Regions from separate parts of the Mus musculus genome. Here regions 1 and 2 are each linked to region 3. A link is a loop called in an ENCODE intact Hi-C map of the cell type or tissue named here. Cell type or tissue: heart. All regions are shown on one strand. Links, peaks and the distances in the headings refer to the core of each region. The heading gives the core; the rest is flanking DNA. Region 1 overlaps Ctsh (cathepsin H). Region 2 has its middle 9.1 kb from the start of Mir184. Region 3 holds the start of Tmed3 (transmembrane p24 trafficking protein 3).

Region 1 (8,232 bases), core at 1,625-6,624, 370 kb before region 3:
CCCTAAATACAGATATTTAGAAGGCAGTTTTCATTTAGCAAACTTCCCCCCTGGTACCTATGGCCTCCATAAAAACAACCAAATTTTTGTCTTGTATATGTTTTGCTAGCATGTATGTATGTGTACTGTGTAGGCACCTGGTGCCCATGGAAGACTGAGGAGGGTGTGGGATCCCTTAAAACTGGAGTTCTAGATGTTTCTGAGCCATCACGTGCCTACCAGGAATTGAGCCCATGTCCTCTGCAAGAGCTGCCTGTGATCTTAACGGCTAGATCATCACTGCATCCCAGTTTTCTGAAAAAAATGACGTAATGATTTCATCACATATAGCAGCAAGCACACTGCCTGGTTTTATAATCACTATTCTGATTGCTATAGTCTGTAAGAGTCTAGGCACTGCACTGTAGCAATGAGAAGACAGGTCTATGAAAGGGGTTTTGTCCATTCTCACATCTCCTGGAATATAGCTATTAACCACTGTTTGCAAAAGTGGTTTTTTTGTTTTGTTTTGTTTTGTTTTGTTTTGTTTTAACGCCATGGTAAGGATGGGGGGGGGATAGATATCTTACTGTGCTAATCAAGTATTCTACCTTGAGTTCCATCATCTATCACCTCAAATGAGGCATTTTGGGGGATGACAAGGTTGCTCAGTGGGTAAAGGTGCTTGTCGCCAAACCCGATGATCTGAGTTCAATCCCCAGGGTCCACATGAAAGTAGGAGAGAACCAATTCTCACAACTTGTCCTCTAACTTCAATATATTCATTGTGGTACCTGCATGTCTACACACATACACGTGCACACATACAAAATAAACAATTGCAATACAAAATTAAAGGAGGAAGGGCCAGTGAGATAGTTCAGTGGGTAAAGGTGCTAGCCCACAAGACTGAGTTCAATTCCCAAGAGCGATGAGGTGGAGGAAGAAGACAGACTCCTGAGGGTGGTCCTCTGCCCTGTATACATGCTTCGTGAACATGTGTGTGTCCCCTCGCCCCTTCCTAAATAAAAATATAATTAAAAGCTTAATTACATGTAAAGATGCAAATATAAAATAAAAGGGGGATCTTGCTGGGGTATAGGAGTTTTTCACATATTTCAGATGCTAGACCACCAAGGTTTTGCAAATCCTGTTGGAATTTTCACTTTATTACAAAAGCCTTCAGGATGATCTTTCATTTTTCAGCTCTTAAAAGAGTATGTGTCCTTACGGTTTGCTTTATATAGGGTGCCATTTATGGATAGAATGGTTTTGCTTCTTTGAATGTGAATACCCACCCGTTCTACCATCCTCCTATCTGATTGCCCAGGCTATATATGTCTTAGTTAGGATTTCATTGCTGTGAAGAGACACCATGACCCCGGGAACTCTTATAAAGCATTTAATTGAGACTGACTGACAGGTTCAGAGGTTCAGTCCTTTATCATTATGGTAGGAAGCATGGCAGCATCTAGGCAGGCATGGCACTGGAGGAGCTGAGAGCTTTACCTCTTGTACCGAAGGCAGTTAAGAGAAGACTAACTTCCAGAAAGCTCCAGAAAGGTCTCAAAGCCCATCGCCACAGTGACACACTTCCTCCAACAAGGCCACACCTACTCCAAGAAAGCAACACCTCCTAATACTGCCATTCCCTGGGCCAACCTTACTCAAACCACCACAGTGTATAATCTGCTGTACAGAGCTGGTGAGAGCCAATTCCTGTCTTGTGTCTGTATCTCACCATTTACATGTTAGCCAAGGGTTTTGTTTTCTCTCTCTCTCTCTCTCTCTCTCTCTCTCTCTCTCTCTCTCTCTCTCTCTCTCTCTCTCTGTATGATCAGTGCACAATGTTTGAGACTTTTACATACTACACTTGTACTGTGTCATTGACTGAGCTATAGCCTCACCCAAATGTTACCTTTTTTTTTTTTTAAGTTGCATTTATTTATCAAAAAAATTGGAAGGACTCAACTGGTACACTACTTGTGACAAAGGTGCCATATCACAGCCAGATCTTAGTAATAACTAGAGTATAGAGGGGCTCTAGTTTTGCAATTATTTTGTAAATTTAAAATGGTGTTTTGAAAGAACATGGTAATTTAAATGGAACATAGTAGTTTAAAAGAACATAGTAGTGAGAGTTCAAATTAAAGTAGTTTAATTGTGAATTTTATGACACCTTTTATTGAATGGTAAAAAACATAGGCCAGTAGTGTACACCTTTAATCCAAGCACTCAGGAGGCAGAGGCAGCCTGGCCTATGCAGGGAGTTTTAGGCCATCCAGGGCTAGCTACACAGTGAAACTCCATCTCAAAAAGAAAAAAAAAATCTGTCTTCTATTACTGATGTATGTCTTCATTTCCCATTTTTAAAGATTCTTTGAAGTTAATTATCCTTAATTTATGTACTACCTTAATGGGTGACATTTTATATGTCTTTAATACAAAAATAATCTCTTCTTGATACTTGTTTATAAAGTGGATTTTATCTTGCAGCTGATGAGATGGCTCAGGAGGTCAGGGCACTTGCTGCAGCCAAGCCTAGTGACCCGAGTGGGAGACATAGACCCTTCATTGTGGAAGGCAAGATATCCACAAGCTCTCCTCTGACCTCATGCATGCACATCCAAAATAAATATATTTTTTTAACTTTAAAAAAAATTATGTGTATTGATATTTTTTTGCCTGCGTGTATGTTTGTGTAAAGATATTAGATTTAGGAGTTACAGCTAAGTTATGAGCTGCCATGTGGGTGCTGGGAATTGAATCTGCGTCCTCTAGAAGAGCATTCAGTGCTCTTTACTGTTGATCTATCTCTTCAGACCCCAAACTAAATATTTTAAAATTGACTAAAACCCAGTAAAATTTAAAAACTCTTTACTCCTTCCCCAGGTAAACTGAATATTTTTTTTTTTTTGTTTCGAGATTTTAGTTGGAAATATACTACACTTATATTTCTACTTCTAGCAAAAGTCAATTTACATTAATCTTATCACTTGAGAATATACTTACTGTGCTCTGTGCTTTTTTGGGGTGTTTCATAATTTTCTTGTTGTTGGTTTTTTGAGATGGAGCTGACCCTGTAACCTTGTCTTGCCTGGAACTTGCTATGTAAACCAGGCTGGCCCTAAACTCACAGTGAAAGTGTTGGGACTAAAGGTGTATGTCACCACACCTGCAAAGTTTTTTATAATTTAATTATTTTCTTCATATAACACTTTGGGTAGTTATTCCTAGATACCATTTTGTTGTTATATAGGTTTTTTTCTGATTTTGTTTAAATTTTTAAAAATTTTTAAATTAGCCATTTTCTGAGTTCTTTTCCATTTTCGTTTGTTTTGCTTTTCCATGGAGCTGGGGTTTGAACCCACGGCCTCATGAATGATAGACAAGCATGGTAGCTAGATTGCAGGTTCATTTTGAGCAGTTGTGGTGTCCTTGGACCTTGCTGCTATTTCCTGTCTTCAGTGGGTTTCTTCTCATACCACTCTCCATTGACTTGGGAGTCTTTAATACACCTAGAGTTATACTTTTATTTCATGTTATTTTTTAACTATGACAAAATTTTTTTTAATCATGTTTAGGTCTTTTCAGTATGTGTGTGTGTGTGTGTGTGTGTGTGTGTGTGTGTGTGTGTGTTGGCACTAGAAATTGAACTTAGAGCCTCACACAGTCTTGGCAAGTACTTGACAAGTATATTGACTTACATAGTCTTGTGTGTGCATATGTATATGTATCATGTATGTGCATACGTGTCTTGAGTACACTTGTGTGCTGAGGCCACCAGGGTACATTAAGTACCTTCTATATTGTTTATTATATATGTACATATATAATTTTTGAAAATTATTTTTGTCTGTGTTTGTTTTGCCTGAGTACCTGTGTACCATATGCATGCAATGCCCTTGGAGGCCAGAAGAGGGCAGCAGATCCACAGGACCTGGAGTTACAGATGGTTTGGACCTGCAATGGAGGTGGATGCTGGAAGAGTTACAGAGGGTTCTGACCCACCTGTGGGGGTTCTGCTCCTCTGGAAGAGAAGCCAGCGGAGCTGCCGGTCCAGCCCGCCATCTTATTTTTTGAGACAGTCATCTCTCCTTGCGTATGAGCGTGCTGTTTACGAATCTGCCGGTTTCTATCCCCAACACTGGGTTTGAAGCACACGTGGCCACTCCCAGGTTTTATGTGGGTGCTAAAGACTTAAACTCTCGTCATCCTATGTTCACAGCAGATGTTCTTACCCACTGAGCCACTTCACAAACCCCACAAGTCCTTTTGAGTTTTTGAGACAGGGTCTTACTAAGTGACCCAGGCAGGCCTTGAATTTATGATTCATATGAACGGCCTTGCCTAGATGGTGATGATGATGATGAGTGTGTGTGTGTGTATGTGGGTTGACTTAGTTGTAGTGTCTTATGTAACTAGAACTTTCTAATAGATTAAACTACAATTACATTTGTCAAATTTTGTCATGAACATTTTTTTTCCAATTAAGTTTCTAGCTCTCAGGAGGCCCAAGGGCTACAGCCGGCTGTAGACAAGCCCCTGGAGCTGAGAGGCCTGCAGAATAGCCTCTAGAAGAGGGCATGCGGTGTAGAGGACAGGGGCATAAGGGCTACCCAAAGGAGGGCCTGCTGAGGAAGTGGTGGGGCACCCCTACTGGGAGCCAGTGACAGCAACAGCAGTCACAGAGATAGATGAGATCTTGGCTCTACCCTGGTTGTGCCACATCCTGGCCTATTTGCTCCATTCTTCCTCCCCGGGTTTGGAAACAGCAGAATCTCTAAACCTGCTCTCCCTCCTGGGATCTCCATCTGGCAGGCATCAGCACCCGAACCATACTCCAAGCAAGCAAGCGATGCTTTCTCTGTCCAGAGAGATGGAATTGAATGTCAGTTAGAGACCTACGCCCAGGGAGGTATTTACTGTGTGTTTATTGAATACACAACATAGAAAAGGTAACCATTACAGCTCCCAGTACATGAAGAGAGCTGGAAAGAGAGACGATTCTAGGTCCACGTGGGTTTGGGTCATTAAAAAACCACAATCCAAGCGTATTTCTGGTGATGATGTCACGTGGGTGGGCTTGTCGCTATTCAAGTTTGTCCTTCCTGTCTTTAGGCGTCTAGACTCAGGAGTGAGAGGGCCTCTGGGTGGATTTCCACACAATTTTCTCCAGGGTGGCATTCTCATCGAAGGACCAGTTCCTCCCTTGGTCTGCCAATCAGTTGCCCGTGCAGCCGTGGCTTATACCTGAGGAATGGGATAGGAGGCACAAGCAGCCAGGCCACACATGTTCTTCCCACGTTCAATGAGGAAGTACCTGGGCAGAGAGAAGGGATTGAGGACTGATTAGTAGCATCTTCGCCTCAGAACTTTCTAGAATGTTCTGGTGCAAACCAAAACTTGAGAGATTAGGCCCTCTGTATTTCTTCACAGAACAGCTATTTTATCAGCAGGAAATGACTGGCCGCACTTTGTAACTAAATTCTTCCTTTTTCTCCTTGCATAGCCTACTTCTCCCCGGAATTGATGGAGGTTCCCTTCTTGCTGCTGTCTGGGTCCTCATATAGCTATCTAACAGCCAGTATGGCTTCCTAAAAACAAAAACTCTCCTTCTCAGTTGTGTGTGTGTGTCTGTCTCTTCATCCTGATTCAAAGGGGGTGGGGGTGGGGGCTGTCACTCACTGTAACGAATTCACTGATTTCATTTCTCAGACCCTTCCAGAGGTTGGTTTTGTCCCAGCAAGACGTTGAGGTCTGCCTGTAACCTTCAGTTACAGACCTCATTAGCTGATTAGTGTCCTGTCCTTTGCAGACTTGTTGGGACCTGGGATCCTATGATGGGGAGGGTCTTGCTAACAGGACCTTGGCATGTGAAGGTTCCATTCTCATGTTCTCCTTTCCCTGGCCTGGTAGAGCTTGCTGTCCAACTCCCGAAGACTCTTTAACTTTGAAGTAGTGATGCCTCCTACCACCGGACGCCTCAGACATCAGCAACAAGGGCTTACCCATTCTCCCCCCACTGGGAGCCCCAAGAGTTTTTCACAATCCAGTAGAGTAATCCATTCTGTTCTCCATAGCCAACCGCCAGGACTGCATGGTTTACTTTATCTGGAGTTTTATGACAGGATTTACTGGAAAAGAAAATGAAATTTATAAAGGCTTGGAGTATAGGGCGGATAAAGGCAAGGACTGTCACAAACAAGGGCTCTTTAGTGCTGTAGAAATGATTCCCACTGGAGGCAGGCTGGTGTGTTGGGTCTCAATTAGCTACGGCTCAGCCATGATGGAGTCAACAAGTCTCATCAGTTCTCAGCCCTTCTGCTTCAGTAGTCTCCACACGATCCCACTCCATGTGAACACTTCTGATTCCCGGCAAGGGGAGGAGTCCCTGCTGCACTTCTATAGGCTGCAGTACTGGACTGGAGTCCAGCCACTGCTCTGCTGCTTCTGCGTTCCTTCGAAAAATGACCTTGTACTTAGGGCAAATATGTAGGCTTGCCCTTTAGCCTCTGAAAAACTCTGGGACTTCGAGAAGACAAACTGCAGTGGCCACATGTTGATTCAATGGGCATGGAAAGAAAGGGTGTGGGGGCATAAGTCTTTAACCCTAGTACTCTGGAGACAGAGGCAGGCAGGCAAACTCTGTGAGTTTGAGACCAGCCTGGGCTACAGAGAGAAACCCTGTCTCAAAAAAGAAAAGAAAAAGGAAAGGAAAGGAAAGGAAAGGGAAGGGAAGGGAAGGGAAGGGAAGGGAAGGGAAGGGAAGGGAAGGAAAGGAAAGGAAAGGAAAGGAAAGGAAAGGAAAGGAAAGGAAAGGAAAGGAAAGGAAAGGAAAGGAAAGGAAAGGAAAAAGGAAAGGAAAGGAAAGGAAGAAATCAATTCCCAAGGGCATACAGAAATTAAGTGGACTTTGAACTGTCATCAGAATGTGTCACATTCAGGGCAAGGTGCTGAACGACGGACAGTAGGACCCTCTCTGCTCTTAGAAAGCTTTGTTTGGTAGGGGGCAGTTGGCAGAGGAAGCTGCTCTGTAATGGACTGCGGGATGTGCCAGTTAAGTAGGGGATAGGGGCCCCAAGGAGTGGGACCTAAACCAGTAGGGTGGGAAGTGAAGATTCCTTGAGGAGCAGGGGTTATATATGAAACTATAAGCCCTTCCTCATGGCTCACATGAGGGAATAGGGGCAGAATGAGCTTTGTAGGAGAGACAAGAAGGGAGGTTTGTTGACAGATGTGTGCAGAGGAAGAGGGGAGCAAAATCACCAAGAACCCTGGGTAATGGGGAGGGAGGCCTTGGCTATTTATACCCAAAGCATCATAGGGCTAGGGAGATGGCTCAGGGAGGAAAGGTGTTTTCCACACGAGTCTTGAGCATCTGAGTTCAGATTCCCAGCATACATGGGAACATGTGTAACAGCCAGCTTACTTTTGGAATCCCAGTGCTGGGGACGTGGTGACAGACAAATTCCTGGAGCACATTTACCTGCCAGACCAGCTAAACTATTGAGCATTAACCAGGGCTAGTGAGAGACCCTGTCTCAAAAACTAAGAAAGTCATCAGGGAAAACACGTTAGATTGACTTCTGACCTCCACATACATACACTACATACACACACAAGTGCATGTGCACCAACATAGTTATGTTGACTTCTGGCCTTCACATGTATATACATGCATACTTGGACAGACATGAATATATATATATACATATATATACATATACACATTTATATATATATATATATATATATATATATATATATATATATATATCCTCTTACACAGAAATTTTCATAGACAGAAAAGCACTTCAGAAGGATTCTGGGTCCAAATGGAGGAGAGGCCTGGATGTCTATTGTAGGAGAGACAGATGTTAGGAACAAGCCAGTGAGGAAGCATCTAAAGATGGGATGGTATGGAATAGAGAGGAGAGGAGAGTGAGCAGCCTGTTGTGGCTCTGGCCTCTCGCACAGCATCAGGGATGTGGGTCTGCTAACAGACATAGATGCCTTCAAGGAGCCCTGGGTCAGGCAAATGCAGGGTTGGAGGTCTCCATGGCCGAATTGGCAGGGTCTAATAACACTCAGATCTAAGCATAGGTATAATACTTGGAAGGGACTTGGTGGGCCATGGATGTTCCTATCAAATAGCTGGCAGTGGATTTATGGTTGTATAGAGGGCTGAGGGCAAAGCCCAGAAGAACATGGACATTCTAGGGGTAGCTGGAAAACAGAGAAGATGGAGGA
Region 2 (8,232 bases), core at 1,686-6,685, 86 kb before region 3:
CCGTTGGAGTAAGTGGTAGTTTCTTTCCTTATGTCAAAAGACCTGCATCCAGGCTGGCTGCATGGGTAGAGGCTGAGGCCAGAGTGTGGTCTAGACATATGCCCAGGTATCAGCTGGGGAAAAGTGCTGGAAGCATGTGAGGATGGTGGTGAGGATGGTGGTGATGGTGATGGTGATGGTGATGAAGGACTTCAGGTCTGAGTGCAAATCATCTTTGCATTGCTGCAGTTGAGCATGGGCAAGTTGGGGTGAAAGAGTCACATAGGAGATGCGCAGAGAACCAATTTGGGATATGTGCGTGGTACTGTGCAAGCCATGTGCTCTCAAAATGCACCTCACCATCACAGCCTTGTCCCTTTGCCTTTGTTCTTGTCCTCTAATGCTTCTTTCTTACTGTTACTTGCATTCAATGCCTCGAGTTTGTAAGCACAGAGGGAACACTGGCATTGGAAACGCAACCAAGCACTCCCCTGACCAACGCAACCAAGCACTCCCCTGACCAAAGGTGAAGACAGAACTATTTTAAGCCTGGAAGTAGAGTACAGTTCACTAATAAGAGCATCATTCCATATACAATGTATAGCTAACACTAACAGCAGTGTAAAGGATGTAAATATATGTGAAAGGAAACAAAATCACAAGTACAGGTTTGATGTGTAGACACTTTGTAATCTAAAGACCTAGGGCTGAGTCCAGAGCTCAGTGGTCAAGTGCTTCCTGCATAAATGTGAGGACCAGATTTCATTTTCCCAGAGTCCTCCTAAATGTTGGATGGGCATGGCAGCTTGCCTGTACTTGAAGTCTTAGAGGACAGGAAATCCCCAAGCATGTTCTGGGGGAGCTCTGGGTTTGATTTAGAGGGTCTGCTTCACTGAATTAAGTAGAGGAGTAATGGAAGATGATCCCTGACATCCACCTTGAGCCTCCACATGTACACATATATGTGCACTCCTACATGAGCACAAACACACAGGCTAACACTCATGCACAAACACACACACCATACATGTGTATATAGAAAAAGAAAATAAAAATATTTAGGGGAAGAACCGTGGTGTAAAATATTAGCAATACAAATGGAAGCTTTGGGTCTGGTAAGGCAGTTGAGCATTCAAGAACATTTGCCACTAAACTTGGTGACTTGAGTTCTATCTCCAGGTCTCAAATAATGGAAGGAAAGAAATGACTCTCACATGTTGTCCTCTGACCTCCACACTGACACTGTGGCACATGACTGTCTGTCTCTCCCAAGGCAACAATCAATCAATCAATCAATCAATCAAACAAATGTAATTTAGAATACTTTAACCTTTAAAGTAATAATCTTGGGATAGGATTAGCTTACTTAATAAGGGGGGGCATACTTAGTAATTACAAAAAAATGATTACTAACCTAAATATAAAAATTCTGAGTTAGCTGTGTTGCAACATAAAGATGGATGGTAAGTGGTGGGTAGAGATGCATACCAAACCCTTCACACTCTAAGAATGGTCTATTCCACACTATTAACGCCACTGTCACCAGCCACAAGGATCTACTGACATCTGAAGCAAAGCTGGTATGACTGAAGAAATGAATTCCTCATCTTATGTAAGCTCAGCTAGTTAGATGCAGATAGCTGCACAGTGACTGTTATATAGGCCAGAACAACCCTTATAGAATATTCCTCAAAGTCGTATGACCAGCAAAATTCAGTCATACAAACAAACCACTCTAAAGGGTAGGCCCATGCCAGGCAGTGGATTGCCAACCCAAAATGAATCTTACAGGTCCTTTGCACTTATGTGATGACTTTCAGTTTTGTGTTTCTGTGGGAGTCCTGTGTGAGCAAATGTTTGTGTCTCTGTGTCTATATCTGTTTCTCAAGCTTTAAAAAAACCAAAGTTCCTTTTCTTTTGTTTGTTTTGTCTAATTCTGATTTTTTGTTTTATTATATTTTATTTTATTCTTATTTCTCAAGGGCCTGTTTGTTTTCTAACAAGGGACAGAAAGGCTGTGTGTCCAGATGGGAGGAAGAGTTGGGAGGAAACTGGGAGGAGTAGGAAGAGGAAAAGAAAATCAGAATATAGTGTATAAAATGTATTTTCAATAAGAAAGGACAGTTGTACAAATGATACAAATTGATGAGAAAAAAGCCAAGATAGAAAGATGAATGAATTATACAAGGTGAAAATTTATAGGAAAAGAAGTACAAACAGAAAAATAAATATTTACCTAAGGACACTTGTTAAAGGTATGGAGAAATGTCAAATTCTATATCATAGATGGGAATATAGATTACTATAGGCCTTGTGGGAAATTCTCTGTTGTGACTGAAATCGTGGGTACCTTTGATACAGCTCACCTCCTTTTCACTAAGGATATATTTTTAAAATAATAATTTCAAATTTACACTCATGGGTGTATCTCTGCAAGAGCATAGTCATATGTGTGCAGGTACCCATGGAGGTTAGAAAAGGATGCTGAGTCCCCTACAACTGGGTGATGGCAGCTATGATCTATCTGATGTGGGTACTGGGAAAGGTATTCGGGCCCTCTGGAAGGGCAGGAAGTGCTCTTAATTGCTGAGCCATTTCCAGCCCCTAAGAATTCATCTTATAAGAACAACAGACAGGCCACAGGGAGTCCTGTACTAGAAACATACTGCCCTAGAAGGCATACTGATTGAATTACTCAATCTCTGTTAAGTATTTGGGTGGTCTTCAGTGCTTTGATTTTATTTTACTTTATTTTTGGAACTATCTTACATGTATACAGTATATTATGATTCATTTCATCTCCCATTACCCTCTCATCTTCCTGCCTATCCCTTCTTTCTAACTAGTGCTTCTCTTACGTGCCTTTAACATTATTGTTGCTGCACTGGTGCTTGAATTAAGAGCCATACACACTCCCAGTAAGTGCTTTGCCATCAAGCCAGGTCCCCAGACCTTTTTTTTTTTTTTACTTTTAGTCTCGAGTCTCACAGGGTGGTTTTGAACTCACTTCTGGAGCTCTGGAAAGCCTTCTGTTTGACATTCTCAGGCTTCTGCCATCATAAATAATAGATTTCAGTGTGATGTTCATTTTCATAATAAATATCACATACATTGATCCTATTTGCATCCCTGCTGCCCTCCCTGCCCCCCTTAGCTCCTTAGGTCAGCCCCCTCCATCCATCAAGTAGTCCCCTCTTCTGCTTCCATCCTTCATATATTTTATTACCTTGCTTTGTGTCCCCCACCTTAGGGGTCTTCCTTCCCACTCATACACATGAGTACAGTGTATAAGTCTAGATTTCACATATACAAATATGAGGTATCTGTCTTTCAGAGCCTGGCTTACTCTCATCAACATGATAATCTCCAGTTGCATCTGTTTCTCACAAATGTCTTAATTCCACTCTTTAATTTACACCTGAATAAAACTCCACTGTGCATATATACAGCATTAAAAATACATTTTCACTTTCTTTACAAGGATTAAATCACCCAAAATGGGATGTTGGGTTTAAGGTATAGGGATTTTTAAGGATGTTTAATAAATATTGCTAATTTATCCTTTTCTGACCTATTCGAGCTAACTTTTTGTTGTTCTCAGTATCTGCGTTTGCACAGTTATTGTGATGTTTTGTGGTTAACTGGCAACCTTCATTTATTTTCCCCACAAAGTTGCAATATAGATAGGGTTGAGGGGACTAGTTTGCCTCTCCTCCACGTAATGTCAGCTAGGGCCTAAGAGGAGAACTTTGAGGATATTTCACTCACATGGTTGGCAAGATGGTGCTGTACCTCAGCTCAGAACTGTCCCAGGGATGTGTCTGGAACACTTGCACATGTTCTAGTGGTGTTGGTTGGTATTGGCTTCTTTACAGCATGGTCAAGATCTTAGAACCAGTGTCCCAGGAGGGCTGGAGCAATTGTATTGCTGCCTCTAACCTAGCACCTAGAGCACCTCTTTCATTGTCCTAGCAGATCCAGATTTAAAAGAAGGTGACTCAGACTCCATTTCATTATAGGAGAAAGCCCCCGACAGACCAAGAAGGTCTGTGGGAGGCAAGATGCTGCTGTGATCCCACTTGAAAAGCAGCTGTGGTTGTTCAGGGTGAAACCCACGGTGCAGTCTACCATTTGGACGCTAGAGGGCGGACTCTTGAAGCTGTTTCTGTCAGTACTCGAGGCCCAGTTTACTTTTGTCATGCTGAAGACCACACACTTCATAACACAAGTATCTTTTCCTTTGGGAGAAGTCTGCAGCCTGGACCTAGTGGTACAGTGGGAGTTCCGTGGGGGAAAGATGCTTATAGTTCAAAGGCTTCATTCATACATTTACTCATTCATTCATCTACCACCCACTTACCCAGCCATTCATTCATATCCGCCCTCCCACCCACCCATCCATCCTATTATTCACTCGGCGGTTCATTCAGGAAACGTTCATCGTGCAGCTACTATGATCCTTGCTGGATGCTGAGGAGACACTAATGAGTAAGCGGCCCCGCTGGTAGGCTCTTCCAGTTTGGATTGTGGGATTTCTCGGAAGCAGCCAGAAACTGCATTACAGGCTTTTTATTTTCTGGTACCCAGTTGGCCGATTACACCAATAACTTTCACGTTTGTAAGCATAGCTGTTTTAAAGGAACGGCAGCAATGTCTTGGCCCACAAATGGTCTTAATGTGTGGTTTGAGTCTTTTCATAGTGAAATGCGACCAGGGTTTTCATCTTTTACATCTGGATCTGTCTCTTATTGTTGTGCCTGTTTTTTTGGCTGACCTGGAACTGGCTATGTAGGCCAAATTAGCCTTGAACTCAAAAAAATCTGCCCAACTCTGCCTCCCATATGCTGATATTAAAGGTATATGCCATTACACTTGAGTTTTTTCTTTTTTGCCCTTGAATTGTGTCTTTGAGTCAACCACTAGGGCACATACATAGTTGTTACGTGAATTATGAAAGCAATCCACGCTACGCCTGCAGCACCGGCAGGCAGGATGGCCCCATTCTCAACTTTGTAGAGTGCTAAGTTCCCATGGTGGGTCGTTGCCATGCCAGCCCCACGCTTCCAAATTCCCATGGTCTTTGGGGGTGCACTTCTTGCAAACCCATGCTTTGCCCTTGTTCTCTGAAACTCAGTTGAGTTGCACCATGAAGGAAAATACCACACAAACTTAGTTCAGAATTAACAGGTAACACAATCGTTGGGCACAGCAACTAGCATCCTAATTTGTAAGCCATTCTAAGTTAAATCCTCCAATAGTGGGTCCCAACAGATCCGCCACCTGAAAAAGGGCGCCTCCACTACATTTTGGCCTCCTCATCTCCCATCCACCAGCCAACCATCTTCTCCTGCTTCCCCTCTTAGACCTGGAAGTCCCGCCTACTCCTCGCCCAACGATTGGTCCTCCGAAATCTTTATTCTTTAGGGGAAGGTTCTGCCACAGTAGCAAGAGGTCACTTAACTTTTGAATAGCCACAGAGAATTCCCTAGCACTTAGCTGGCTTCTATCTCTCCTTGCCTGTACTTCAATCTAGGTTCAGAGACTGGCATTCCTGTCCCCTCTCCATTGTGGCCATGGCTAGCCTTTATAAAGGGACCTTTTGATTCTCTGTAGTGCAGCTCTGCTCCGGCTGTATCTATGTTCCTTGGCCCCACTTGCCTGCTTCCAGATTTAGAAAACCTCTGAGCTAACCAGGTTATGAAAATGTGACTTGTTTACTGAATGGTTGCAATAAGAAGGCGAGGTAGCTTGTTCTTTTTTTCCCCCCTGTAAATCCCCCTACTCTTGCCGAGCTCTTTTCTCTGGGTAACAGCCCTGTCAGGGATGGTGCGGTCTCCTTCCAGAAAGTTCTGTCAGTTGCCTTTATGAAGAACTCAGCACTGTTCATTTGCAGATGCTGGTCTCACATCTATTTAAAGCGCTTCTTTTTTTTTTTTTTCCCCAGCGCAGGTGAGACAGGGTGAGCCTGTTGTTTGAGATGAAGCCTGGAAGCTAGGCTAGGCTGAGGGGTGGTGGCATGGTCTGCTCTTTCTGCCTGTACCCCACCCCCACCCCCCACCCCCATGGGGTCAGTGTGGGTGGAGAAGGGGAAGACAGGTGTTTTCTTCACATCTCTTTTGCAATTGTCTTTGTGCTGGGCCAGCACTGTCAGGAGAGCTTCTACAGCTAGGTATGATCCATTTTCCTTGATCTTGCTTCCTGTTTTCTTGGTTGTGCCTCCCGACCCCCATGACATCTTGTTTCTCCAAGCATAGCTCACACAAACATAGATGGAAGTCTGTAGACAGAGCGCATGTCTGACTGGGGAGCCATAAGCGGCGCTCCTTTCACTTGGGGGTGGGGGGAGAAATACCTTATTTCCTACCAAAAAAAAAAAAAAAGGCCTGCCAGGAAGAGCAGGATAAAATTCTCTCTTCTGGCAAATATGGCATTTCCTGGACAGTACCTATCCCTGCTTCTAGTCTTCCCTGCTGTCCAGGGCTAGGGCAAAGGAAGGCTTACAGGAATGCTTTTCCTGTATAGCAGCTCTGAACTGGCCTCGCTTGCTTCTGAGACACTGACTACGGGGGCTGCTAATTGCTACGGGGGCTGCTAATTGTATAGACTTCAAGTGTGAGGTAGTTGTTATCATTCATAGTGAGAGGTTGGTTTTGGAACAAGAAAACAGATGGAGACCTCGTGTACTCCTGGACGCCCATAGTGGTTCTTCAGGGGGCTATTTGTGAAGAAGTGAGGTTAGAGCTCTAGGTCTCTTGAGTTCTGTTTTTCTCTCCTACTTTCTGCTGTCTCAGGCACTAAGTCATCCAACAGTAGGGGTCCTGGAAGAAATTGTTGGACCAGTGATGTGTATGTCACCATCACACAAATGGTTTGGGCCCCATAAAAATACCAGGTTGGGCCTGCAAGGGCTCTGTGGGTGAAGGCGCTTGCCGCTGAGTCTGGGGATCCAGATGGTGGAGGAAGAAACCTAACCCCCGCACTTTGTCCTCTGCCCTTTATGTGTGCACACATCTCCTCCCCAACAAAATGAGTAATTGAGGTGTAACAAAAAAATTAAAAATATATTTTAAAAAGTACCAGTCTTGAGATAGCTTCCCAAAAGCTATCCAGAGGGGAGGCTGTGGGCTGATGGGAGAAGCAGAGAAGGAGGGAGCTCGAGTCTCCAGCTGCACTGCTCTTGTGTTGCTTGCTTTAAATCTGCACTGTCAAAATATACCCCAAGGGCTCTGTCTCTAGGGACCAACCTAGTCGTGGCTGAATGATCCCGCGGCCCCATGAGGACTGGTTAGCGTACAAGCAGAATAGACTTTAGTCTGCTGTTGTCTACACACAGGATGCTCCTATCCCAAGCTCCACCAGGTCCTCATGGGTATTGTGTAGCTCCTGTTTGGGGCTGGTTGCAGTGCTGAAAGGTCTCAGTGATCTCAGGTCTGTTTCCTCAACTAAAGAATGGGTTGACCTGACTGATCGCCAGAAAACGGTGTCAAAGCTCTGAGCCCTGAAACACCAGGTTTCCCCCTTGTTTTTCTACCTTCAACTATAGCCCTTCTTTGTTGAGCCTGGAACCTACCCTAGACTCTGCTGTCCTCTCTTCTGAGGTTTGTGCTATGTCTTCACTCTCTGATTCAATTATGTCAAGTGTGGTGGGCTTCTCCCTTGTCTGTCTTCATTTTCAGACATTCTGCCCAGGACTACTCAGATGCCCTGAGAACCAGGCTTAGGGCAACTGTCCCCCCCTTTTTTTCATATGTCCATGTTTAAGTGGGACTCTGTGGTCACCACTATCAGATGATGTATGGACATCCAATTCAGGCCACTGTTAGTGGCCCTAGCCTTCCATCCTGCAGCCACTCTGCTTTGCTGAAGAAACTCTGATGGGCTCAGAGGCACTGACAGCGATGGGGTGAGTTGTTCTAGATGCTCGGCTGAAGGCTTGAAGAACACATTGGTGATTTCAGCCTGGCTCACACAACTTGCGCCTCTGTGTCCATGTGGCTGGATGGTGCTTCTCTCGTTTCTGTAAAAGCTCATTGTCTGATGATATCCTTTAGTATTCTCAGCCCCAAAGCTGTGAAAGATTTGCTTAGAGGAAGATTTCTGAGCTGCCCAATCATGCTATTAGGGAGTGCTGCATGCGAGCTTCCCCTTAGCTGTCTATGTGTCCACTGAGAGTACGCCTGTGTCCTAGCAGAGTCCCTTGTGTTGCATTGGGGAGTCTTTGATTCTGATTCTCTGTTTCAGCCACTCTCCTGA
Region 3 (8,232 bases), core at 1,052-6,051:
GAGGATCACCTCCATAAGTGCTCTATAAAATCTCTCTGTCCCATCTCTTCCTGACATTTTGAGCAAATGCACAGCTTTAGAGCTATTTTGGGTGATGAAAAAAAATAACAAGTACAGTCAAACTCCATTTCAAATGGATGTTTTACTCCCAGTGTTGGGGATTAAACCAAAAGCCTTGCACATGCGAGGCAACCACTTACCACAGAGATGAATTCCCAAGACTTCAAGCTGCATTTCAGTGAACAAGGTCAAACTCTATTGAACCAATGGGAAAAAATAGAAATGGTCTCACAGAGGAGCTGGGATCAAGAAAGGTAAGTAACCAAATTCATTCCTAAAAACATGTCATAGGGGCCACCTCCCCAAGAAGCACTGCTGACACTGTGGTATACGCTCTCATAACCTCAGGGCTCTTTATGTACTTTATGATTCATAGGCAAAAGCAACCAGTTGGCAGAACCTTTGATCCACACTCATATGTGTTAGGATCAGGGAACAGGGATCGGGAATACCTGCCCCTCTTGGTTCAGCAGTACAAGACAGGATAGTTTCTTCTAATAGAAAGGATGTTTAAGGGGCTGGAGAGATAGCTCAGAAGTTAAAAACACTTATTGCTCTTGTAAAGGACCCAGGTTCTGTTCTCAGTGCCCAATCCAAGGCCCTGTCACCAGGCACACGTATGGTACACATACATGCAGGGAAAACATTCATGCACAGAAAATAGAAATAAATATTTGAAAATATTTAAAAATGCTTTGCAACTCCAAAAAGAATTGTTCTGTAGAAGCTGATAAGTCCTAGGAAAGCAACATTGACACCAACATACCCTGCAATTTAGTTTGCAAACACTTTCTACTTTCTCCGTTTTTAAGAATTATTGCTTATAATTCCATGCTAACACTAAGTTATTGGTGAATTTTCTATCAATATCCATATAGTGGCTACATGGATTTATTTCTTTTTGTTGCTTTACCAGTTGACATTTAAAGAAAATGAATGCATAGTGGATCAGGTGTTCTGACTATATTTTCATAATATTTACTCTTGGTCGATGCTTCCTCCCCAAGTTTTCTTCTCTCTCCCTTGTCTCCCTGCCCACTATTCATGCTTAAACCCTTCCACCTCCAGGATTCCTCTTTCCACTTTTGAATCACATGAGTTCAACTAGAGAACATGGACCCACAGTCACCCTCCCTCAAAACCTCTTTCCCCTATCTCATGAACTCCTTTCTAGTTTCGTGATGTGGCGGGGTTTGAATAGGTATGGCCCTCATAGACTCATGTGTGTGAATGCTTGGCCCATGGGGAGTGGCACTATTAGGAGGTGTGGTATTGCTGGAGTAAGTGTGGCCTTATTGAGGACAAGTGTTACTGTGGGGGTGGGTCTTGAGGTTTTCTATATGCTCAGGCTACTCCCAATACAGCACACAGTCTCCTGATACTTGGATCAAGATATTAGAAAGCATGGCTCTTTTCATTTAATATAATGATTTTCAGATCCATCCATATTTCTTTCTCATCAGTTGCATCTATGGATAAATGCTGATTTTATTTCAGAATCCTAGCAGTATGCTGGAGAGTGCTCCTGCTATGTGGGGTAAGGATGAAATGGCACAGAGAGGTCATCTTACATAGCCTGTTTCGCCTTATTTTACTTTTAAACGTTTATAACTATGAGATCAGAAACAAACACAGAACTATAAAATATTAATGACTAATTCAACAAAAGTTCATAATGTGAATCCCTAAAGCATCCTTGGGTAAGTTTCTGGCTTCTTTCACTTAGTGACACCCCAATTCTGGCTTTTATTTTTCTAATGCCCACCCCTGTCTTTCTTTCCCTTGCCTTATCTTCTTGGTTGTAATTGAATGAAAATCTCAATTGTAATAGTATACTCTTATGTTGTAACCTCAACTTCAAAGGAAAGGAAAGGTTTTGTGTGTGTATGTGTGTGTGTGTGTATGGTGTGCAAATGTATGTGGTATATGCTCACATCATGTACATGTGTGCAAGCTTCTCTGTGTGAGTGAATGCCAGAAGAAAACATTAGTGTCTAGAACTGTCACTGCCCATCTTATTCCTTTGAGAAGGAGTCTTTGACTGACCCTGGAGATGAGGCGGCAGTCAGTAAACCCTATAGATCCTCCTATTTCTGCCCTGGACAGTGATGATGTTACAGGCATGCACATATCCATGCACAGCTATCTTTCTGTGGGTGCTGGGATCTGAAATCAGAACCTCACGCTTGCAAACAAGCATTAATACTCACTGAACTATTTCTCAAGCTCCAAAAAGAAAGATTTAAGTGTTTATCATGAACCATGAAGTTTGGTCCAGTTTTAAAGGATATTAATGGCAATCAGGAAATTATCTATTATTCTAAGGCCACCAAGAGTTTGAACCACGAACAGCTATTGAATTTTCTCATATGCCTTTTCTGCATCTGACACGCGCCTTTAATTCCAGCACTCGGGAGGCAGAGGCAGGCGGATTTCTGAGTTCTAGACCAGCCTGGTCTACGTAGTGAGTTCCAGGACAGCCAGGGCTATACAGAGAAACCCTGTTTTAAAAAAACAAAAAACAAACAAACAAACAAAAAGGATACTTTGTAGCCTAGAACTCAGAAATCTGCCTTCCTCTGCCTTCCCAGTGCTGGAATTAAAGATGTGCACCACCAAAAGAATTTCACACGTCACCTCAGGAATAGGGCAGACAGATGTGGTTTTTGTTTTCTTTCAGATATTCTTAATTTTAGGACTTCTCACATATGATGGAATATAAAAATTCAAAGGCACTTTAGAACTTGTCTAACATTACACTTAGCTCATGAATCATCTCTACAGCATCTTCAGAACATGGCTGTTCACCTGTCTCTGCTCTAGCATATGCAGGGGTAGAAACTGTGCTGCCCATTAACTCTCTTCCCGATAGATACTTCTTATGTTGAACTGAGATACACCTCAGTGTCATTCATGCTTAGCACCCAACTTTTCCACATGGAACACAGAGAACTAATGATCCCAAAGGATTTGTAGAGGCAGTGTGCTTGTTGGGGTTCATATAGCCTTCAGGACCGTGCAGATCTGGGTTCAGCTTCCGGCTTAGCTATTAATGAGACAGGTGAACTTGAGTATTGTAGAAGATTATTCAACAGTCACAAAATGCCTTCCATCCCCAAAGGCTCCCTCTTTACAACAACATCTCACCTTAGGGGTAAAATCTATTTCTCCTTCTTCTTATATCTAGATCAGCGTTGGACTCTATTGGCCAGTAAAATGTATAGAAAGTGATATTGAAAGAATTCAGAAACCTAGCTCTTAGAGAACATTGCTATCTGTGCCTGGGTCCTTTTGGGATATTTCTCTGAGTATGTCACATAATACTGAGTATGTCACATAATAGCCTAGCTTGTACCTGTTTGGCTGGTAGGAAGTCCAGCAATCCTCTGAGAGGGGCGTGAGGATTATAGGAAAGATGGAAAAGAAGACTCATAGACAAAGGTTAGAAATGAGGAGGGCTGTCCAGTCTTGAGTTTAATTCTCTTAGGCTTACAGTATGTCGGGAAACAAAGTCACAAGCCAGCAGAGACAATGGATGATGTACATTTGATATCTGTACCCATCCGGAAGCCTTCCTAATCCTGCTGTTCCTTCCTCCAAGATTAACAGAACATTTAGCCCCTTGCCGTGAAGTTCAAGTATATCCCCTCTTATTGTAGACCCTGGTCTGACTTGACTCTGCCTGACAGGCAGGCTTTCACAGAAGCAGGCAAGATGACTTCCCGCAGTAGCCTCCTAGTGGTGAGAGAATGCCTGGAAGAGAAAAAGGCATTAGAGCCAGTAACCTGTATCTGCCCTAGACATGCCAGTGGGGTTATCTTGCACAGCCCAGCACAGATGGACTCTAGATGAATGTAGCATCATGGGCAAATCCAGGGAAGACTGCCTGACGTTCAACTGTCCAAAACCATGGACTCACAAAACCATGGAGATTATAAATTGAGGCTGGCTCAAGCTGCTGACACACAGAAAAAGTGAACAATGACAAGAGCTACTGAATTAAACATCCCGGGCTCCTTATCAAATAGGAGCAAACTTATTTTTTTTAAAGACATGGCTACTAGTGAATATTAATTAATATAAACTATGTTGAGCTGGTTACTCAATTAATATAAATTATGTTGAGTTGAATAGTGAGATGACAGTGTGTCTGGTACATTGTTAGTGCCCGCACACTTTTAAAGCTTTCATTTCCTATTGGTTTTTAGCTTCCATGCTAAGTCCTGCTATTTATTTATTTTCCCTTGGGCATTCTCTGTTTGAGTCAGCTTCCTGGCAATGTCTATGCTGGCTTCCTCCTAATCACATTCCTTTGACTAGTGCCCCAAACGGAAAATAGCTCTCCTAAAACAATACAATAGGTACCACCTGATCACTGTCTGCTAAGGCAATAATTTATTTTTTTAAAACTCAGGCATTTTCTCTTGTCTTATATGTAGTTTGATGCTGATTCCAATTCTGCCTGCTCCAACTTAAAGAGCTGTGAAACCAGGCCTCTTCTTTTGAACCACTGCAGATTCCCCCTCCCTCCCCCACCCTCCCAACCCCCATCCCCACCACCTGGAACTTAAATGTAGCGCTTCATCTTTAACTTGTGGGAACTTCAGTTTTGTTTTGTTTTGTTTTGTTTTGTTTTTCTTCACTTGATTTTCCAGTTAGATGATTATAACTTTCACATCTTCAAATACTCTTCATTAAAAATGTTAAGAGTTGGAGGAGAGATGGCTCACTGGTTAAGAATACTTCTAGAGGACCCCAGTTTGGGTCCCAAAAGCCTTATCAAATGAGTGACAACTGCCTGCAATTCTAGCTCCAGGGGATCCAAAGCCTCTGGCCTCTTTGGAGACCTGCATTCATATATACATACTCATATACACACATGTGCATACACATAATTGAAAATAAGAAATATAAGTCAATGTTAAATAGGACAAGCAGGGAAGGAGCCCCAAGGCACACAGCTCAACACCTCTTTCACATCTAATCTAGCACAGAGATAGTACATTTTATTAATAATTATATTATGGGTGCTGCTTTCATGCACATTAGCTCCTTGATACAGGATCCAGTATGGCCAGTGGTAGTGTATGCCAATTTTATCTATGTGGTAGTATATATGAGTAGTGAAATTCTTTGTTAAAATTAAGATTCACCATATCTAATAATGTTCTACTGACAGTAAGTGTTTATGTATCAGCAAATATTATAACATGTAATGTCTCTTTGTTTATGGACTATGGTGAACATAAAATCATATATATCCTTCTTAGGGCAGTTGTCATGAATAAGACAATAAATCAACTTGTCTTTCAACACTTTTAGAAGTTAAAGGGGATGGCAGATTCTCTCTGAAAAAATTTTCAATGTGACCCGAATGCGAAAACATAATTGAAATCCTTTAGATGCTTTTATTTCCAGAAGGGAGTCTGTGTGCAAGAAAACCTGTTTTCCCCCAGTGTAGCCATGGGGTTTACTTTGTTGAACACTTCTTCACCTTAGGTAGGAGGGGGGAGTGGAGGATCCGTCGCCTCCCTTCCCTGCGGTTCCTTTCTAGTCCATCGAGTCCTCCTAACTACTGAATGTGTTCATTACGTCCGGGATTTCTCCGGAGACGTGGCAGACACTAAGTGACAGCAAGTCAGAAACAGACTAGAAGCCCAACGGTTTCCGAGTTGAAGGGACGCACTGAGAAGTACCCGAGTCCAAGAGCCGCATCAAATACAATAGCGCCTAAACTCAGTGATGCGCTTGCGCAGCGGGCGGAAAGGTTCCCCGCCCACCTCTCTGGTGTGCGGCTGCGCGCGGAGTGGCCGCCACCCGGAACCGCTGTGCTGAGCTCGCGCCACGTCTCTTCAGGGGGCCCCTCCCCTCTCCCTGCTGTCCCTGCTGTCGCTGCGCGGGAGCCTAGAGAGGACTAGGCCCGGAGCATCATGGTCCACGAGGCTCCGCACGCTTCATCCTTCCAGATGCTGCTACAGCTGCTGCTTCTGCTCCTGCTCCGGGCCGAGCCACTGCGGAGCGCTGAGCTCACCTTCGAGCTGCCGGACAACGCCAAGCAGTGCTTCCACGAAGAGGTGGAGCAGGGCGTGAAGTTCTCTCTGGATTACCAGGTGCGGCCCTAGCCGCGTCTCACTGGGGCTACTGGTGCGCCGCCATCCGGAGCGGCCAAGATTAGCCACCAAAGGCTGAGGGGGTCGGGGATAACAACCCCAGACCGGTTGACTTCTCCCTGAGAAGAAACGTTTGTATCTGCCAGAGCCCTCCCGAAGTGGGCCAGGGGCACTGGGGAGTTAGGCAGGCTACAGGTGAGCGCTCAGGATGGGGGGCCTGTTACCGCCCCCTGTCGCCCCCTGCAGAATTGACCAGAATGACCTCTCCCAGGTACCTCCAGGAACATCAGTATTAATTAGCTGGACACCCACTGGGTGGCAGTCTGACCCAACTGTCACTTTGGGCTGGGTGTCTTGCTGGTGCTGAAGTCAGCTGCATCCTTTACAGCTGGAGTTTGGGGTGACATAGTTGGAGTGATGAAGGGTTTTTTTTTTTTGAAAGGAGGGTTCAGTGCAGACTTCGAACCCTGCCAGTGTATACTTAAGGACAGTCACACACACTCCCTCCCCAGTGGTGTGGCTATGTGGCTTGCCTCTCTGCTTACCATATGGCTCAACAAAGTTAGGTCCTGCACTTTGGTCTCCATGGACAGATCTCATAGCTAACAGTTGCTTTGGTAAAGGCTCTATCCCCTAGGGTTAATGAGTAGGCATAGGGTCAGAGGGATGAATGACCACCATAAAGCAAGACCTCTAGAAATGAGGTGACACAGGCACCCCAGTTGTGTACAATGAGTAAGCCCTTCTATGGTAGACGCTCTGAAGGTTGCTTCTGCTGACAATTCCATGTATGGTGGAGTCACTGATGAGACTGCTCTCACATCTATGGACGACATACAGTGTGTGTGTGTGTGTGTGTGTGTGTGTGTGCCTGCCTCAGCACAGGCAGCCTAAGAATAAGAACAATATTCTTGGCTGGGCAGTGGTGGCGCAGGACTTTAATCCCAGCACTTGGGAGGCAGAGGCTGGTGGATCTCTGAGTTCGAGGTCAGCCTGGTTTACAGAGTTCCAGGACAGCCAGGACTATACAGGGAAACCCTGTCTCGAAGAAACAAAACAAAACAAAACAAAACAAACAAGAACAACAACAACAACCGCCCCCCCCACCCCAGCATTCTTGATGTGGCTAGTGAGGCTCCAGAAGCCGTTGAGGGTAGGCATGCCCCATCAGTGGGGGGAAATCTATAACCACCAAAGAGACAAGCCTCTGAGAATGTAAAGGGCTTTCTAGATTAGATTGCAGTGGGAAGAGCCACCCTAAGTGGGAGTACCATCATTCACCAGGCTGAATAAAAAGGAGGAAACCAGCTGAATGCTATCGTTCATTTCTCTGCTTCCTGACTCTGGATACCATGTGATTAGCCCCTACCCCTACCCCTGGAAGCCTTCATGTTCCAGATACCATGCCTTCTCCCTGATGAACTATGCCCTCAAATTTATTTGCAAGTCAAATAAATTTGAATTTATTTGCAAGTCAAATAAATTTGGATTTTTTTCCTTGAATTGCTTCTGTCAAATGTTTTGTAGTAATACTAAGAAAAACACCGAGTGCAGTGGTCACTGCCTCTTAACTGCGTAGGCTCAGCAGGATGGGAAGCTACATGGAGTCTGTGTTGGAAAATGGTGAGGGTTAAATTACAGAATGCTTAGCGGGGTCCCCGTTATGGTCAGCATTTCAAAGAATTGCTTGCCTCCCCATCACTGCACCCTTTTTGTGGTTGTCAGGTTATCACTGGAGGCCACTACGATGTGGACTGCTATGTGGAAGACCCCAGGGGCAACGTCATCTACAGGGAGACCAAGAAGCAGTATGACAGCTTCACGTACAAGACAGAGGCCAAGGGCGTCTACCGGTTTTGCTTCAGTAATGAGTTCTCCACCTTCTCTCATAAGACCGTCTACTTTGACTTCCAAGTGGGTGACGAGCCCCCCATTCTCCCAGACATGGGGAACAGGGTCACGGCTCTCACTCAGGTGAGTGTGCATGACCGTGACAGGACTAGGGGAACCCTCCCACTCTCATCATGTTTCTGCTTTTTTTGTCCTTGTCCTAGCTGATGAA

What was found. Peaks named below come from ENCODE experiments on the same cell type or tissue, not always from the same donor. Only the 100,000 strongest peaks of a DNase experiment are listed, where the experiment ranks them.
Region 1: a loop joins it to region 3, with 3 times the contacts of the local background. A loop is called at or near these places in 2 of 42 quality-filtered maps.
Region 2: it touches region 3 in a loop (7-fold over the local background); 14 of 42 quality-filtered maps call a loop at or near these places.

The regions. Positions count from the first base shown.
Region 1 is chr9:90,072,752-90,080,983 of GRCm38, reverse strand. Ctsh (cathepsin H) reads right to left here. Exons shown (of 12, transcript NM_007801.3): 11 at 5,991-6,116; 12 at 4,889-5,302. The coding sequence ends at 5,227. Among named protein-coding and RNA genes, the nearest start is that of Ctsh, 23 kb to the right of the region's middle. In heart, for the core only: a CTCF peak has its summit at 3,891 (motif pointing right); a DNase peak (open chromatin) is centred at 3,943.
Region 2 is chr9:89,789,138-89,797,369 of GRCm38, reverse strand. No RefSeq gene overlaps it. Among named protein-coding and RNA genes, the nearest start is that of Mir184, 9.1 kb to the left of the region's middle. In heart, for the core only: a CTCF peak has its summit at 4,109 (motif pointing right); no DNase peak of the experiment used is centred there.
Region 3 is chr9:89,702,684-89,710,915 of GRCm38, reverse strand. It overlaps Tmed3 (transmembrane p24 trafficking protein 3), which reads left to right and starts at 5,873. Exons shown (of 3, transcript NM_025360.2): 1 at 5,873-6,170; 2 at 7,896-8,144. The coding sequence starts at 5,991. In heart, for the core only: a CTCF peak has its summit at 3,795; a DNase peak (open chromatin) is centred at 5,895; H3K4me3 peaks cover 699 bases; H3K27ac peaks cover 721 bases.